Linked DNA regions of Homo sapiens: region 2 is linked to region 1. Evidence: read pairs that join two places in POLR2A ChIA-PET (ENCODE). Cell type or tissue: GM12878. All regions are shown on one strand. Each heading gives the region's core, and the rest is flanking DNA. Links, peaks and the distances in the headings are about the cores only. Region 1 overlaps CDC14B (cell division cycle 14B). Region 2 overlaps ZNF367 (zinc finger protein 367).

Region 1 (5,380 bases), core at 286-5,285:
CTGCCGGGCGCAGTGGCTCAGGCATGTAATCCCAGCACTTAGGGAGGCCGAGGCAGGTGGATCACGAGGTCAGGAGTTCAAGACCAGCCTGGCTAAGATGATGAAACCCTGTCTCTACTAAAAATACAAAAATTAGCCAGGCACGGTGGTGGGCGCCTGTAATCCCAGCTACTCAGGAGGCTAAGGCAGAGAATTGCTTGAACAAGAGAGATGGAGGTTGCAGTGAGCCGAGATCATGCCACTGCACTCCAGCCTGGGCGACAAAGTGAGACTCTATCTCAAAAAACAAAAAACAAAAAACAACAAGCCCAAAACACCCACACAACTGGCTGGGCACAGTGGCTAACGCCTGTAATCCCACCACTTTGCGAGGCCGAGGCAAGTGGATCACAAGGTGAGGAGATCGAGATCTTCCTGGCTAACACGGTGAAACCCTGTCTCTACTAAAAATACGAAAAATGAGCCGGGCGTGGTGGGGGGCACCTGTAGTCCCAGCTACTCCGAGGCTGAGGCAGGAGAATGGCGTGAACCCGGAGGCGGAGCTTGCAGTGAGCGGAGCTTGCGCCATTGCACTCCAGCCTGGGTGACAGAGCGAGACTCGAGACTCGTCTCAAAAAAAAAAAAAACTTCTAGCCTCAAGCAGTCTTCTCACCTTTTTGGCCTCCCGAAGTGTTGAGATTACAGGTGTAAACAGCTGTGCCCTACCTTCTTTCTGATTTTTAAAGGACAGTAATACCAATAAAACCACAGGAACTAACAAGTCAACTACCTTCCACAGGATCACTCTAGTTTTGGGAAAGTGCTTATATTACTTTACAGACAACTCCAGCCAAACACTGCATCAATACATACCAGTAAATCTTCCTATACAAATCTCTTAATATCAAGTAAGGTTTTACCCAGAGAAATAAGGCACCCCGACCCCTACCCTGCTTCTCCTTTTTGGCTACCTTGAGCCATTACAAGATGAAATCTTCTGGAATTAGGCAACATAAAAATTAATTTAATTATGATTAAGCTAGGCATGCAGAAAAACTGTGCCTATCTGAATGGTACTCATTTGCTCCTGGGGAAACAGGGTTGCTGGTGGAGCTATCACTAATTCCCCACCTTATTTGGGTCTTCACACTGTAATATTTCTTACTGTGTGGTAGTTACATAAATACATGTAAAACCTTACTACTGTACACTTAAGATTAGTGTTTTTGAGGCCGGGCGTGGTGGCTCACGCCTGTAATCCCAGCACTTTGGGAGGCCGAGGCAGGTGGATCACGAGGTCAAGAGATTGAGACCATCCTGGCCAACATGGTGAAACCCTGTCTCTACTAAAAACATAAAAATTAGCCGGGCATGGTGGCGCGCACCTGTAGTCCCAGCTACCCGGGAGGCTGAGGAAGGAGAATCACTTGAACCTGGGAGGCAGAGGTTGCAATGAGCCAAGATCGCACGCCACTGCACTCCAGCCTGGTGACAGAGCGAGACTCCCATCTCAAAAAAATAAAATAAAATAAAAAAAGATTAGTGTTTTTGTTAAAAACTATAAGTTATACATTAACTTAAAAGGGGAAAATGAATATTCCACAAATGTTAGAATAAAAACTAAACCACATTTTAAACTTTTAATTCTTGCTCAAACCTTAAGGGCCAAAACTACAGCAATGAGGGCAAGAAAAGGCATCCTTTTTAGCTAAAATCGTCTTCAATGTTACTGACTGAGCTGCTTAGAATTACTGAGCTATGCGAACCTTCATGAGGACAGAATGCAGGGTCTTGTTTTCTTTTTTTGAGACACGGTCTCACTATGTTGCCCAGGCTGGAGTGCAGTGGTGCAATCATGGCTCACTGCAGCCTTGACCTCCTGGGCTAAAGCGATCCTCCCACCTCAGCCTCTGGAGTAGCTGGGACCAAAGGTGCACACCACCAGGCCTGGCTAAGTTTTCGTATTTTTTGGTAGAGTTGGGGTTTCACCATGTTGCCCAGGCTGGTCTCGAACTCCTGAGCTCAAGCACTCTGCCTGCCTCAGCCTCCCAAAGTGCTGGGATTACAGGTGTGAGCCACTGCGTTCAGCCAACACAAGGTCTTAGAACACACCATTTTTGTTCTGTAAGGTTCTGAAGTGAAAAACTTCTCTTCCACATCCTAGAAAAAGTCTTTAACCTAAAAGGCCACGATTTTACCAACACTTTATTGGCAATATTCAGAAAGAAAAAAACAAAAGGACTTCCAGCAGTGGTCCCCAGGCCAGCAGCACCAGGACCACCCCACCTGTTAGAAATGCAAATTCTCAGGGCTACCCCACATCTACTGAATCAAAGTTCTCGGGATAGGGCCAGGTAATTTGTGTCTTAACAGGTCCTCTAGTTGTCTGTGATTGTGTTCAAGTTTATGAATCACCAACCTACAAATCAACACAAATCCTGGTTTTGTAGAAATAGGGTGTTCATGGAATAAAGAACCCATTTAGGTAGAGAAACTAAGGCAGGAAAATGAAGTACTTTAGCCTAAATCAAATCAAAATTATCAATGGAAATGGGGTAAACCCTCAAGTTGGATCCCAATGATTTTAACCATGTCTTCTCTGTGAAGGAGTATGATTATTTTCTTTTTTTTTTTTTTTTTTGACAGTCTCCCCCTGGAGTGAGTGCAGTGGCGCGATCTTGGCTCACTGTAAGCTCCACCTCCTGGGTTCACAACATTCTCCTGCCTCAGCCTCCCAAATAACTGGGACTACAGGCGCCTGCCACCACGCCCAGCTAATTTTTTTGTATTTTCAGTAGAGATGGAGTTTCACTGTGTTAGCCAGGATGGTCTCAATCTCCTGACCTCGTGATCCACCTACCTTGGCCTTCCAAAGTGCTGGGATTATAGGCGTGAGCCACTGCGCCTGGCTTGATTATCTTCTTAACCTACTGATAATCTTTTCCAATCAAGTTAAAGACATGTTGATTCAGTCTCTGTGACATTTTGGCAAATTTCTTCAATGCTTTTTTTTTTTTTTTGAGAACCTACTGTGGGGCACAGCCCCGCTCCAATCTGTGATGATTTCACACGCTTTCATCTGGGCCCTGCTGAAGTCCTGCCTCATACATCATAGAATCTGAATATACGACAAGAATCTTTGCTCACTCAAGTGTATTTCATTAGCACCTCCAATTTTAGACACACCCACATCACATCTTCCTCCCACCTTGCATTCAGCCTTCTTCCAATAGGCAGAACAGCAACTCTGAGGCTCAGTTTATAAGCCTTGGGCAGTGGGGAGGGATCCTTGTCACCAAGATCATTTAACAAATTTGGAAAACACGTAAGAATCAATAAATGGGCACTGCTTAGAAACTGCACAACAATGTCAAATACTAGTTTTAAAGAATGGCAGCTTTCGTAACAGCTCGTATTCACCACGGCCAAAAACTACGAATGACCCAAATATCCATCAAAAGGACCACAGGCAAATAAATTGTGGTATACTCATAGACTGGAATGCTACAAAAGGAATAAAAAAGGATGAACTACTGATACCTTCCACAACACAGGTAAATCTCATAGACATTACATATGTGAAATCCAGTTGACAGCTCCCCAAAATGCATACCAGTAATATCAAGTTCAAAGGCAAGCAAAACTGATAGTGGTAGAAGTCAGAGCAATGATTAGCTGGGGGTGATGACTGACTGGAAAGGGGTGGGAGGGAAATCTAGGAGACAGAGAATTTTTTTTTTTTTTTGCGGGGAGTGGGGTGGGGACGGAGTTTCGCTCTTGTCGCCCAGGCTGGAGTGCAATGACACGATCTCAGCTCACTGCAATCTCCGCCTCTCAGGTTGAAGTGATTCTCGTGCCTCAGCCTCCCAAGTAGCTGGGATTACAGGTGTGCACCACCATGCCCTGCTAATTTTTGTATTTTTAGTAGAGACAGGGTTTTACCACGTTGGCCAGGCTCATCTTGAACTCCTGACCTCAGGTGATCCACTTGCCTCAGCCTCCCAAAGTGGCAGGATTACAGGCGTGAGCCACCGCGCCCGGCCACGACAGTGATTTTTAAACATGTAGGTAAATGGCCGGGCTCGGTGGCTCATGCCTGTAATCCCAGCACTTTGGGAACCTGAGGCGGGAGGATCATGAGGTCAGGAGATTGAGACCATCCTGGCTAACACAGTGAAACCCCGTCTCTACTAAAAATACAAAAAATTAGCTGGGCGTGGTGGCAGGCGCCTGTAGTCCCAGCTACTTGGGAGGCTGAGGCAGGAGAATGGCGTGAACCCAGGAGGCGGAGCTTGCCGTGAGCCAAGATCGTGCCACTGCACTCCAGCCTGGGCGACAGAGCAAGACTCCGACTCAAAAAAAAGTAGCTAAATGACAGTCAACTTAAAAGGGGGAAGGTTGGAATATTTAACAAATATTAGTTAAAGGCCAGGTACTATATCAAGTGTTTGTTTTTTTTTTAAGAGACAGGGTCTTGGCCAGGCACAGTGGCTCATGCCTGTAATTCCAGCACTCTGGGAAGCCGAGGCTGGTGGATCACCTGAGGTCGGGAGTTCAAGACCAGCCTGGCCAACATGGCAAAACCCCATCTCTACTAAAAATACAAAAAATTAGCCAGGTGTGGTGGCGGGCACCTGTAATCCCAGCTACTCAGGAGGCTGAGGCAGGAGAATCGCTTGAACCCAGGAGGTGGAGGCTGCAGTGAGCCGAGATCACACCAATGCACTCCAGCCTGGGTGACAGAGCGAGAGTCTGTCTTAAAAAAAAAAAAAAAGATACGGTCTTGTTCTGTTGTGCAGGCTGAGTGCAGTGGCATAATGAAAGCTCACTGAAGCCTCCTAGGCTTGAGGGATCCTCCTGCCTTAGTCTCCCAAGTAGCTAGGACTACAGACACATGCCACCCTGCCCAGCTAATTTTTTTTTCCCCAAAGAGAAATGGTCTTGCTATGCTGCAAGGCTGATCTTCCAAATCCTGGCCTCAAGCTATCCTCCTGCCTCAGCCTTCCGAAGTGCTGGAATTATAGGCATGAGCCACCATGCCCAGCCTATACCAAGTGTTTTATATGCAGGATGTCACTTCATCCTCACAACTCCTTGAGAGAGAATGTATTATTGTTTCTGTTTCTGTTTTTTTTTTGAGATGGAGCCTCGCTCTGTTGCCCAGGCTGGAGTGCAGTGGCACCATCTCAGCTCAATGCAAGCTCTGCCTCCCGGGTTCACAGCATTCTCCTGCCTCAGCCTCCTGAGTAGCTGGGACTATAGGCGCCCGCCACCACGCCTGGCTAATTTTTTGTATTTTTAGTAGAGACGGGGTTTCACCGTGTTAGCCAGGATGGTCTCGATCTCCTGACCTTGTGATCTGCCCACCTCAGCCTCCCAAAGTGCTAGGATTACAGGCGTG
Region 2 (5,380 bases), core at 233-5,232, 130 kb before region 1:
ATGGATTATTGCTGGTTATGGTCATATCATGAATAATTGTTTTAATAAGTACAAAATAAATATAAAAGAATATAGCATCTGTGATCAATAAAAATAGGAGCTGATTCTGTTAAGAAAGAAACAGAACATGAAATCAGGACAATTAAAAACCACAGGCCAGGCGCGGTGGCTCACGCCTGTAATCCCAGCACTTTGGGAGGTCGAGGTGGGTGGATCACGAGGTCAGGAGATTGAGACCATGGTGAAACCCTGTCTCTACTAAAAATGCAAAAAATTAGCTGGGCGCAGTGGCGGGCGCCTGTAGTCCCAGCTACTCGGGAGGCTGAGGCAGAATGGCGTGGACCTGGGAGGCGGAGGTTGCAGTGGCCGAGATCGCACCACTGCACTCCAGCCTGGGCGACAGAGTGAAACTCTGTCTCAAAAAAAAAAGCCATAGGCCTGGCTGGGCGTGGTGGCTCACGCCTGTAATCCCAGCACTTTGGGAGACCGAGGCGGGTGGATCACGCGGTCAGGAGATCGAGACCATCCTGGCTAACACGGTGAAATCCCGTCTCTACTAAAAAATACAAAAAATTAGCCGGGCGTGGTGGCGGGTGCCTGTAGTCCCAGCTACTCGGGAGGCTGAGGCAGGAGAATGGCGTGAATCCAGGAGGCGGAGCTTGCAGTGAGCCGAGATGGCACCATTGCACTCCAGCCTGGGCAACAGAGAGAGACTCCGTCTCAAAAAAAAAAAAAAAAAACAAAAAAAACCATAGACCAGGCACGGTGGCTCACGCCTGTAATCCCAACACTTGGGGAGGCCGAGGTGGGTGGATCACAAGGTCAACAGATCGAGACCATCCTGGCCAACATGGTGAAACCCCGTCTCTACTAAAAATACAAAAAAAAATTAGCTGGGTGTGGTGGCACGCGCCTATAGTCCCAGCTACTTGGGAGGCTGAGGAAGGAGAATCGCTTGAACCCGGGAGACAGAGGTTGCAGTAACCCGAGATTGCACCACTGCACTCCAGCCTGGCAACAGAGCGAGACTCTGTCAAAAACAAAACAAAACAAAACAAAACAAAAAAAACATAGTGGCTGGCCACAGTGGCTCACGCCTGTAATCCCAACACTTTTAAGAGGCCAAGGCAAGAGGATCACTTGAACTCGGAATTCAAGACCAGCCTGGACAACATAGTGTGACTCCATCTCTACAAAAAAAAAAAAAAACATAGCCAGGTGTGGTGGCATACACCTGTGGTCCCATACTCAGGAGGATCACTTGAACCCGATAGGCCAAGGCGGCAGTGAGCCATGATTGCGCCACTGTACTCCAGCCTGGGCGACAGAGACCTTGTCTCAAAACAAACAAACAAAAAAACCTTAGTGATACAAGTCCTCTGCCATAAAAGGATCCCTTTCCTAGTATTTTTACATATGTAAGAAAGGCTGGGCGCCGTGGCTCATGCCTGTAATCCCACTGCTTGGGAATTTGAGGCAGGAGAATTGCTTGAGTCCAAGAGTTTGAGATCAGCCTGGGCAGCATAGCAAGACCCCTGTCTACAAAAAAAAAAAAGGCCAGGTGTGATATACACCTGAAGTCCCAGCTACTCAGGAGGCTGAGGTGGGAGGATCACTTGAGGCTGAGGTGGGAGGATCACTTGAGAGTGGGAGTTCAAGGCTGCAGTGAGCCCTAACAGTGCCACTGCACTCAGCCTGGGTGACAGAGTGAGACTTCGTCTGAAAAACATAAAAAATAAGTAAACAAATAAATATGCAAGAACATATTGCTGACTTTTGCAATTTGAAATAACTGATTAGTTAACATAAAAAAAAAAGTTAACCATATGGCTGCCTCCCAGCAACTCTAAGAGACTGTTTCTGCCACCAGCAACACATTTATATTTTCCAAATGAGAAATGGAGTGAGTGCTGAAATATACAGCATAATACAACATACTGGCCATATACAGGGAAGGGTTCACTAAGTGCATTCTTTTGGGTTTTTTTGTTTTGTTTTTGTTTTTTGAGATGGACTCTGGCTCTGTCGCCCAGGCTAGAGTACAGTGGCATGATCTCAGCTCACTGCAACCTCCGCCTCCTGGGTTCATGCGATTCTCCTGCCTCAGCCTCCCAAGTAGCTGGGACTATAGGCAAGCGTCACCATGCCCAGCTAATTAATAAGTGCATTATTTTAGCTCAGAAAATAAGACAAAACAAATAATCATATAATGCCCTAAATAAATGAATAAAGACCATCTTTTAACAATACATATTAAAATAAGCAATGTTACTTAAAGAGGACCCTCTTCCTTTTGGCCTTAACAATGAGAAAACCATGTTTCTAGGCATCTTCGGACAATTACAGAGTGTTACACTCAGCAGCCAAGTGCACCTGGAGGCTAAGGACAGATCTTGTCAAGACTGTTGACGATTCGCAACACAAAATTATTAAATTGCCAAAAACTTTTGCATACCTTAGTAATTATAATTTTAAAAACAATCTCCATACCTCTAGAAGGTTGATTAGTGATTTTGAAAGTGTTTAGTCATGTGATAACTAAAAAACCTAAAAGTCCTTGACACATTTTTATAAGTAGAATTCAAATAAAGGGAACAAGCACAACCTAGAAGGAAAACAAAAATAGGTCTCAGAGGGAGGCGTGTGAACCTTTTCACATTCAGATTTAGATACAAACTTCCCATGACTTGCATACATGCTTCCTAACTTGTAACTACCTACTTCCCATCCTGACCTATCTTCACAACTTCTCAAGTTTTAATTCCAGTTTATTGAATTGAGTGCACTTTTATAAAGCATCTCAATTGAGACATAGATAAGCTATACATAGTATGTATTTCTTTTTTCTTTTTCTTTTCTTTTTTTTTTTTTTTTGAGACAGAATCTCGCTTAGTCGCCCAGGCTGGAGTGCAGTGGCACAATCTCAGCTCATTGCAACCTCTGCCTCCCGGGTTCATGTGATTCTCATGCCTCAGCCTCCCGAGTAGCCGGGACTATAGGTGTGCACCACCATGCCCAGCTAATTTTTTTGTATTTTTAGTAGAGACAGGGTTTCACCATGTTGGCCAGGTTGGTCTCAAACTCCTGGCCTCAAGTGATCCATCCACCTTGGCCTCTCAAAGTGCTGGGATTACAGGCATCAGCCAGCATGCCCGGCCAATAGTATGTATTTCTTATGTCTACTTATCTCAGCTTAATATTTAAAAAACAAAAATAAACCCCTGAAGTCTATTTACATGTGATAGTCCCAGGAGCAGTGCAGTATAGGGACTAAGAACAGGGACTCTAGAAGGTTCCGATCAGTTCTGCCACTTACCATACAATCTTAACTAGATTTTGTCTTGGGGACTCTAATTTCTCATTCCTCATCAGGTAAACAGGATAAAATGAATTAAAGAATTCAAAATGCTCAACACAGAGCCCAGCAGTTTGCTGCTAACATTATGAAATGCTTACTCTGTGCCAGGCAATAAATAGTGCCTACTATGTTAACATGATGTTAGGTTTAACATGGTGCTCAAACATTACTATTCATAAATACTATGAATTTATGTATTATGTATAAAGTATTTAAAAATCAGCTATTCGTAACAGTATGTACAGTCTAGGTTTTGAAGTGTTCAGGTGACACAGAAAGGGGAAGTAGGATACGGCAGCCGGTAGATCCTGTAGGGTGAATAGTATCTGAGAAGCCAGACCCCACCAGCCCCAGTGAAGAAGTAACTTCAAATGCAGTCTTAGTAGAGGGCACAGGGACAAGGTGGGGAGCCTTGGAACAACTTGTGGCAGAAGGCAGTTAGACCTGCTTTCTTCCCTCTCAGAATTCTACAATCCAGAAGAAGATAATATATAATTATATGCCAACAGTGCTAAGCACTCGTGTGATGAGCAGCCAAAATAAGCTAGTAGGTGTTCCCACAGGCGAGGGAGGCAGTGTTGGGCAGGAACAATCAAAAGAGCAAGAGAAAGCTGACACAGGGTGTGCAGGACTCAGACGCTGACACCTCCCCTGGGAGAAGTGGCAAAGAATAGACAGTAAATGAACGCAAATATTGTTCTCAAACCCACAGCTGTTAGTGCCTCTATGTGGCATATTGGGAGAATGTTATTGGCACTGGCTATATTGCAGACTTGTCTCCTCTCTTCCCCAAAAATGAGCAGACTCAGCACAATTCCCTGATGATGCACATGGAGATAAGGAACTACAAGTACTTTAAAGAAGCAAAACAGTAAAACAGGCTGGGACTCTCTATCTTTGTAGTTCAGTGTACTGACCACAAATCAAACTAAGCAACTTCCTTATTTTTTTCTTTTTCCTTCTTGCCCCCACAAAGCTTAGTCTAGCTAGCAACTTTCTTAAATAAAGGTGTATTCCAGACCCTTCTGTCTTACGGTGGGAAAGCTAAATAAATGAATTTTTGGAGCTGCATGTGGATTGCTTCATCAATAGAAAGACATATTCAAATCAATTTACCAAATAATTTATGAAAGTTACAACAGGAAAAACTACATGAGAAAAGAAAAAAGCAGAAATATAAAACAGCCATTTCACTTTTACATGTTTTTTACAACCGTTGGTATACTTTACCTCTGAAAAGAGGTGTACAGCATGGAAATACAATTCAAACCCATGCATCTTGTTAGCAATTTTTTTTTTTTAAGACGGAGTCTCACTGTGGCCAGGCTGGAGTGCAGTTGCACGATCTCGGCTCACTGCAACCTCCGTCTCCAGGGTTCATGTGATTCTCCTGCCTTAGCCTCCCAAGTAGCTGGGACTACAGGGGTGTGCCACCACACCCAGGTAATTTTTGTATTTTTAGTAGAGACAGGGTTTCACCATGTTGGCCAGGATGGTCTCGATCTCTTGACCTCGTGACCAGCCAGCCTCGGCCTCCCAAAGTGCTGGGATTACAGGCGTGAGCCTCCGCGCCTGGCCACAGTTAGCAATTTTTATAAAATGTCTGGGTAAGGACAAGTCTGTTTTAGGCCAAAAACAACATACCTATAGATTTCATCTATATAACATTAATCTTCTTGGGTGATCCAGAACTAGATTAATCTATAAGAATAAAACCATAAAGGCAAAATCTTACACAAGAACTTATGAATGTATGCCTTTATATTGTTCAACTACATAATCTAATTTAGTGTTTTTTTTAAAAGACTAAAACTTATAAATGGTTAACACAAAAATACCTAGGATACCCATCCAAATTTTTTTTTTTTTTTTTCTGAGACAGAGTCTTGCTCTGTCGCCCAGGCTGGAGTGCAGTGGCACGATCTCGGCTCACTGCAAGCTCCGCCTCCCGGGTTCACGCCATTCTCCTGCCTCAGCCTCCCGAGCAGGTGGGACTACAGGCGCCAGCCACCACCCCTGGCC

Evidence for each region. Peaks named below come from ENCODE experiments on the same cell type or tissue, not always from the same donor. Only the 100,000 strongest peaks of a DNase experiment are listed, where the experiment ranks them.
Region 2: POLR2A ChIA-PET joins it to region 1 with 7 read pairs; 2 of 35 experiments call an interaction of 5 or more read pairs at or near these places.

Annotation. Positions count from the first base shown.
Region 1 is chr9:96,542,728-96,548,107 of GRCh38, forward strand. The region is part of intron 5 of CDC14B (cell division cycle 14B); the gene reads right to left. Among named protein-coding and RNA genes, the nearest start is that of CDC14B, 74 kb to the right of the region's middle. In GM12878, for the core only: no CTCF peak of the experiment used is centred there; no DNase peak of the experiment used is centred there.
Region 2 is chr9:96,409,840-96,415,219 of GRCh38, forward strand. All of the region lies in intron 1 of ZNF367 (zinc finger protein 367), which reads right to left. Among named protein-coding and RNA genes, the nearest start is that of ZNF367, 5.8 kb to the right of the region's middle. RefSeq lists enhancers at 3,367-3,536, 3,840-3,969. In GM12878, for the core only: a CTCF peak has its summit at 4,068; DNase peaks (open chromatin) are centred at 2,642 and 3,882; H3K4me3 peaks cover 1,098 bases; H3K27ac peaks cover 2,189 bases.